Regions from separate parts of the Homo sapiens genome. Here region 2 is linked to region 1. The links are chromatin contacts, found by Hi-C or POLR2A ChIA-PET in ENCODE. All regions are on one chromosome and are shown on one strand. The core of a region is the stretch at or near the end of the contact, and the rest is flanking DNA. Distances in the headings are between cores, read along the strand shown.

Evidence for each region. Hi-C counts contacts between places; a loop is a spot of excess contacts on that map. ChIA-PET counts read pairs that join two places held with the same protein, here RNA polymerase II (POLR2A). Pooled maps may share reads with other maps.
Region 2: a loop to region 1 is called in a map with no recorded cell type, with 8 times the contacts of the local background. The contact joins two enhancer-like sites. A Hi-C loop is called at or near these places in 1 of 37 single-sample maps with no recorded cell type and 5 of 50 pooled maps. POLR2A ChIA-PET finds 5 or more read pairs at or near these places in 3 of 52 experiments (GM12878, WTC11 and activated B cell).

Annotation. Positions count from the first base shown.
Region 1 is chr14:68,367,012-68,370,320 of GRCh38, reverse strand. All of the region lies in intron 8 of RAD51B (RAD51 paralog B), which reads right to left. Among named protein-coding and RNA genes, the nearest start is that of RAD51B-AS1, 320 kb to the left of the region's middle. RefSeq lists an enhancer at 1,015-1,114. Within about 2 kb of position 1,365, at least 6 of the 41 ENCODE cell types and tissues checked have a DNase peak (open chromatin) inside an H3K27ac peak, as active enhancers do.
Region 2 is chr14:68,467,257-68,470,969 of GRCh38, reverse strand. It overlaps RAD51B (RAD51 paralog B), which reads right to left. Exons shown (of 11, transcript NM_133510.4): 10 at 2,720-2,798. Among named protein-coding and RNA genes, the nearest start is that of RAD51B-AS1, 220 kb to the left of the region's middle. RefSeq lists an enhancer at 1-278. Within about 2 kb of position 2,094, at least 5 of the 41 ENCODE cell types and tissues checked have a DNase peak (open chromatin) inside an H3K27ac peak, as active enhancers do.

The sequences.
Region 1 (3,309 bases), core at 116-2,615:
CATTATTATTGGATCAGTTGCCCTTTGGTAAAGAGTTTTAAACATGTCTTCTAAATGTAAACTGTAATTTCTGCCAATGGCTATATGTGATTACAGACAGATCTTGTAACAGGCAAATCCCTTCCTTCTTGTTAACCCATTTATGCCAGAGGTTGCAAAATTTTTATGTGAAAAATCAGACCTTGGTGATGAGCTTAAGCATGAGGATATAAATAACTCCCACAAGCTTAGTGTTCCACTAATGGAACACTAGGCATAAATGGGTTAATAGGTTCAGTCATTATCCTCCTGCTATATATTTAACTTTGTCTTTTTTCCCTTCTGGATTTGAGATGTCCCTTGCAGGAAACAGCAGCTGTGCCACTAACCCTGGACATTGTCCAAGGCCATTTCCATATCCTGTGAGAGAATCATCCCCTCGAAGTTTGTTTTTGCAGCACAAAATAGAAGAAAGATCAAGAAAAAAATATATAGACAGATATAGATATATAGTATGTAGCACTTTTTGTCCAGAAATGACTTCTGTGTGATCAGAGAAATGACTAGGCCATGGTCTCCAACTCAGCAACCTGTACTGAGCTAGTCATTATGATTAGTCCATTCATTACTTAAACACAAGAGGCTCTGGAATGAAACCTAGCAGCCAGGCATAACATATGAAGTATCGATAGGGAAAGTGAAAGATATGGCACCTATTTGAAAGAACAGGAGGAGTTTGTGAAAGAGAAATGTCACTGACTGAGTTGCCCCAAAATTCCAAAGCCAAGCAGCAAACACGTTTTCCCTTGAGAAAGGCAGAACCCCAGTTTCACTTTTTACCCAGGAAGAAACCATGGTATGAGACCAGGAAAGAACCTTAGAGGACACAGCAATGCTTTGTGGATCACCAATACTACTTCCTGAGTGCTCTCATTTTCTCACGGAAGGTTTCCATAATTCAACTCAGTGGACGCAATCTGTGCAAGAGCCGGTGTGCTGAAGGGCAATATGCCCAAGCTGATACAGCACCAACAAGATCCTGATGGTGGTTTCCTAAATGGGTTTCTAAATTTTACAATAGCCAAACCCACTGGCACTAGGCTATTTTTGCCGTAAGTAACTTTTATTTTTAAATGAAACATCAAATACATAAACAACCTTGAGACTCAAGCAATGAGCCCAGTGGGTAATGTCAATATGGAACCATGTCACATCTCCCAAGAGGGATGTATCACCAGGCCTCTTCAGGGCAAGCTTCAGGGAAAAGAGCTGGGTACTCTACAGCCAAGAGACTCAGGAAGGCTGTTAGTTTTTTTGTGGTTGCTATCTCACTGTACACAGATGGGGGAAAACCCTAAAAAATAAAAACAACGACCATAACCAGATTCCGGCAGCTACCCTGAAAATGAGCCACAAAATGTCAACTTGATTTTGTAGTCATGCTTCAGGTGTTTGTAGTCTACTTCATTTAGCCTTATACTTCATTTTCCCTCCCAATTATTAGACTGCAAATCTCCTTTATAATTTCACTGCTCTATTTCATTCTACATGCAGCAGCAGAGTGTTTACTACTTTGGGAAGTAGGTATGGCTGTCTTGTGTTAGGACTTTAGACAATTTCTCTCATTCCCCACTTTAAGAGTGAAGTAAAGATACTAAAGCAGCAGCCTCGGTAGCAGGGATGCAGCACTTGTACCACCACTGCCCCATCATAGAGCATATGGGAGCGGCTGCTGAGCAACTCCATTACAGCAGTCCAAGCGGCCACTATAGACCTTCTGGAGTTGAATGGAAGATGAAATCAATTTGCCCTCTCTAGCTAGAAGCACCCAGGCATTATAGGAAAACCTGTGCAGAAAGAATGAAACATATTTACTTTATAGGAAGAAAAACATAGTCAATAACTAAACTAAAACAAATACAAGAGAATTCAAATATTCTGCCTTTACTCTGGCAGGTGAACATTAGCTTGAAGACTTAGCTATGACCGGTGGGAGAATGGAGGATGAAGGGGACTTGGGCCTTAGCATGCACTGGCTGTGGGATTCTGAGGAATTAACTTGTTCGAGGCTGTGTGCTCATTTGTGAAAATGTAGGTAAAACACCTGCCTCACAGGGTTTCTGTTAATATAAAAATTAAAGGAGAAAAATGAAAATATGTACATGACTAAAGTTAATTCCTTTCCCAATTAGGTTTCTGGTGCTTTAGTTCTTAGAAGCACCTCTACCTAGCTTTAGCAATATTTCCCTAGTAATAAAACATCACCTGTAAACTGATTCAGCAATACATAAACAGCAGAATTCTGCTAATTCTTTTTGGCAACCAGACAGGCCAAAAAGATAGCTATTAAGATAAGAATCAATTCTAAAATGTTCCCTATGGGCTCTCTTTTCTATGTGATTGTCAGAGGTCTCAGGATGTCCACAGCCATAAAAATAGTTGTCAAAACATTTTTTTCAGAAGCTTTCTCTTGTTTCCCTTTTTCTACCACAGCTGTGACACCAGCACTTTGTGTCCATCACTAATAATCCCACTTCCTCAGGACCCAACAGAACTGCTTCTTGATCCTTCTCCTTTAAAAGACGAATAACAGTGTTAGCCTACCTCTTTTATCTGGGCCGATTAATCACCAGGCCAGCTTTTCTGGGTAACTATTTCAAGTGTTGTATCCTCCGCCTGGAATACTCTTCTTTATTTTCCTGTGCTGTCGACTCATCTCTCGTTATCTCCTCTAGTCTCCTCTGGATTTTCCCCACTCCTAAGAAGTAATGGCTCCCTTCCCACATGTTCCTTCAATCCTCATGAACCTGCCTTTCAAATGTCTGTCAGCCTTGCTCTACTTTATACTTTTTTATATCCTCAAGTCTGATATATAGTAGGCATTGAATAAATACTGAGTGAACAAATTAATTAATATAAATGAATTTTAAAATTCTCAGCTTTTCCAATGGTCCCTTACAACTCACACATAAATACGTAAGTCTGTCTCAAGTCTTGGAATCCTCACACTCAATGATACATGTAATTTAGTCTAGATCATAAAATTATGACTAAGGAAGGGAATATCAAGTACAGTTTGAAAACATATCACTGTCATCATCTTTCAGTCCCAAAATGGTATATTTCATGAACAGTTTTATTAAGTGGCCATTTTGAAGAGGCTTTCGGGTTGCCTGCCTGTCAGACTGGACCATGTACAATTACAAAGATTCCACAGTAGTCTGTAGTCCCTTCCTGCATTTTATAAAGAGCACTTCAAAATGCTCTGAAAAAAATCTGTTATGTCCTAAAGCTCCTGAGAGTGAAATGTTACAGTTGGAAGCTGCCTGA
Region 2 (3,713 bases), core at 845-3,344, 100 kb before region 1:
GTTTGGTCATGTGGTAAGAAGGGGGAAAAATTAGCTTTGATGTTGCAGTATGTGGAGATCTCAAGGGTACAACTGGGCTGAGCTAAGGGAATGATGAGTACATCCTCTCCTAGGAGGATCGGACAAAGCTGATGTGACAAGGCTGTTAGAGATCCCGCAGGATGGTTACAACAATCCACGTAAGAAAAACGTTTTATGCTGCAGCCCCCACACAAACTCATAATGTATGTGGACATTCACAAACACACAATCACACAAGAAATATTTTATGAAATGAAACAATATGTGTGATATAATCTGATATTTTTTCTTCACTCTTTCTTCTGTCTTCTCTCTCTCTCTGTTTTCAAATGCTGGTTGTGATTCATCAATTTCACTTCATGACCCACCAATGGGTTGCGACAGTTTTCAAAGTCTTGAATCAAGGTTAATGTTTTCATTTTCCAGCTGACAAAAGCAAGGCCCAGAGATTTTCTCAAGATCATACCAAAGCTGAAGGTAAAATCCAAAGGTTCTTTCTAGTAAATGAGGGGCCTGCATTTTCTGGGGACCTGCATTTTTTGTTTTCCCAAAGTCTTTGGGAGCACACAGCAAGAAGGCAGAGTGTGCCAAGAGGTTTGTTTTCAAGGGCATTGCTGGTAAAAGCAGAGGTGTTCCACTGCTTCTGGGAAACCTCAGAGAGGGATGTGTAGCTTGGGGGAGTGGGATAGAGAAAACAACTTAGAAAGCAACCAGGTGAGGTTCTGAGGTCTCCTAACCAAGCATTTTATTTACTGGTTGTTGTTCTTGAATTATAAGACATTTTCCTGAATTTTTCTCTTTCCTGGACACAGCTCCAGGTCAGCCTCCTTTAGTGATCCACTTTCTCCCCTGTTTTCCAACTTTTTCGAAAAGTCATTCCTTGCAGTTTTTTAAACTCTACCAATTCATTGTATTTCCAGGCTCTACTTTCTCTAAATAACTTTCTCTTCCCTCTTAAAATCATGATCTTAGCAATGAACATCAGAGAGGCAACTCAGTGACTCTTCTTCTCACAAATGTTATCCCAAAAGTTATCCAGATTTGACCGGGCTTAGAAATGCTATTTAACAAAATGCCTAGTGATCAGGGTGCGTGTATCACATCAAGCCTCTTCACACACGTCATCTGAGCAGAACAAACTTTTTTCCTCCTGAAATTGTCTTGTAATCTTCCATAGAATTTCTTGAAATCTTCAACGAAATTTGCTACTTACTATACTTCTAATCTTTTAAGAAGGCCTCTAAAAATGAAGAGCTGAATGCCACCCTGTGTACTGGGTAAATAAAAGTCCAGCTTTCTGATTGCTTATTAGTTATACACCCGTAGAGAGTATGTAACAAAGAGGCCTGCTGTTTGCTTTGCTTAATCTGGTGTTAAAATCTCTGCTCCTTTGTCAGAAAACACTATTTGCAATTGTAAAAAAAAATATTTACCAAGGAACTTGGATAGCATAAGTCAAAGGCTAAGAGCCAAAGGTCGTAGTTCTCACCCCAAATTTCGTGGACCTGAGAGTCCCCGCTGTGGAGCTCAGCTGCACCAAACAAACATGCCGCTTTGTGAGTCCATTAAGAAGCAGACATTTTAGAAGGGGAAGGAAAGGGAAGGCTGCAGCCTGTTCCTTAGTTAGAAGCATGAACTCTCCAGCCTGCCCTGCATATTCCCTGCTAGGTCTTTGCACTGCATTGTGTCTCCATGGGGAAATTACAGGGACTGCCCTGTTTCATAAACCTGGGAAAAATATTTAACTTATAAATCCTTCAGGGCAGGACTTCTCCCATGGACAGCAGTGACAATATGCTCCTCTAGGGTCAGGCCAGATATTCACCTAAGCATCTCTGTGGTTGGGGTCTCCTGCCCCACAGCAGAGGACAGATGTATATCCTGAGCACTTCTGTGCAGATCCTTCCTCATCCACAAAGCAGTTTTGTACATCTGACATTGTGGGCTGACTCTTCTAACAGTGCTGGAATTTACCCCTTCATGTTAATTGCTTTCTGGAAAGACCTGTAATCGGGTGCCTTTCCTAACCACTGGCGTATCTAGCATCTGAGAATGAATCACCATTGTAGATCAGTGAGTTCCAGGATGTGGCCTCAGGGTGCTATACCCTAAGCAAGAACTCAGCTCCTTCTAAGTCCTGGGCTCACGTCACAAGGTGCAGGTCCTAAAGGTCTGGTCCCCAGCAGGAAGACCATGTCAGGACAGGACAGGAAAAGGAAACAAGATAACCAGAAGGAGTCAGGGAAGTAGGGCTCATGGAGCCATGACATTGTGCCCCAGAGGCTGCCAACCCAGATGGTTCTTTAGCTTGTTAAGCAAGAAGGCTCTGGGGCAGCACTGGCTCCTCACCTCCACACTGGTGTCAGAATCATTGCCCACTTCATGCCATAGGATCTGCAAAGAGGAATGGGGTGGTAGCAATTCCGAGCTTTCTTGGTTTGATCCTCATGTTTTGATTGTCTCATTCTGTTAGGAAATTCTGTAGGTCTCCTTCGGCCCTACCTCAATCTTCTCTGTCAAATTCTTGCCACAACTGCCGCTCTCTTGCTCTCACTAGGGTAAATATCACTGGCCAATGCATCTTGGTTTTTGATTCTGTCTGGAGCTAGCTTCTATCAGAACCATAGCACTAATTACCACTAGCAATGGGCAGCACTGAGCATAAGCTTAAAGAAATGGCTTAATCCAAGGATCTTACCTTGAAGAACCAGGCCTTCCTCCTTGATGGTGTAGACAAATGAGGTGAAGGGAGCCAGAGGGGACTTGGCAATAAGAATCTGCACATAAAGCACATTTTTCTAGGGTTAGTCAAAGGATCAGGGATGGGCCTCTATTCACTCCCCTTCCCACTTTGAGACAAAGTGGTAACATAGGACTGTAAGTCACAAGGCTTATTTAAAAAAAAAAAAACCATTTTATAACCCAATGTTTAAATGAGTGTTATCCTTTCAAAGTGGTCACCTTAAAAGGCTGTATGCTTATTCCAACTATTCTGTCATCAAATGCCATATTCTTGAATCAATTCTTCTAGAAATAAGTCTCATTATTTTATAACACATGCTTAAATAGCTACCTTTCTGCCCAAAAATAAACCTAGCTTGATTCTCTAATTTTATTTATAAACTTAGCTGTTTTACTAAAAAAATTCAAAGCTACCTTTAAAAGATTTACTATCACTGCAAATATTCAAAATAACTTGCGAAAGGCAAAGCAATTGAAGGTTTCTTTGTTGGCCCTGGTCCTTCACCAAACCCTCTACTACGTGACTACATTTTCTATTACTTAAGGTGTAGAGCATTTCCCATGGCCCTTGATTGTGGGTTTGGGCATATGACTTGCCAGGTGGCATGACATAGGTTGTGCCAGTTCCCAGCCGAGGCCTCAAAAAGCCTCAAGTATTTCTAGTTGTTCTCTTAACGTTTGTGCCATTGTCAGAGAAAAATATGTCCATGCTAGTCTGCTATCTCAGAAGAAGGGCAATAGATACCTGAAACAGAGTTGGCCAGGAAGGCTCAGGCTAAAGAGTTGACCCCTAGAGACCCACAGATACACAAGTTAAATATCACTGTGTGCCTCTGAGATTTTGGTAGTGGAGTCATGAAGCATTAGTGCGTGCAGCAAGAGTTAACTGATATACCAGCCAAAATATCAAAAAATGTTTTCAGCAATGGCATTTTCCTAAGACAACACTT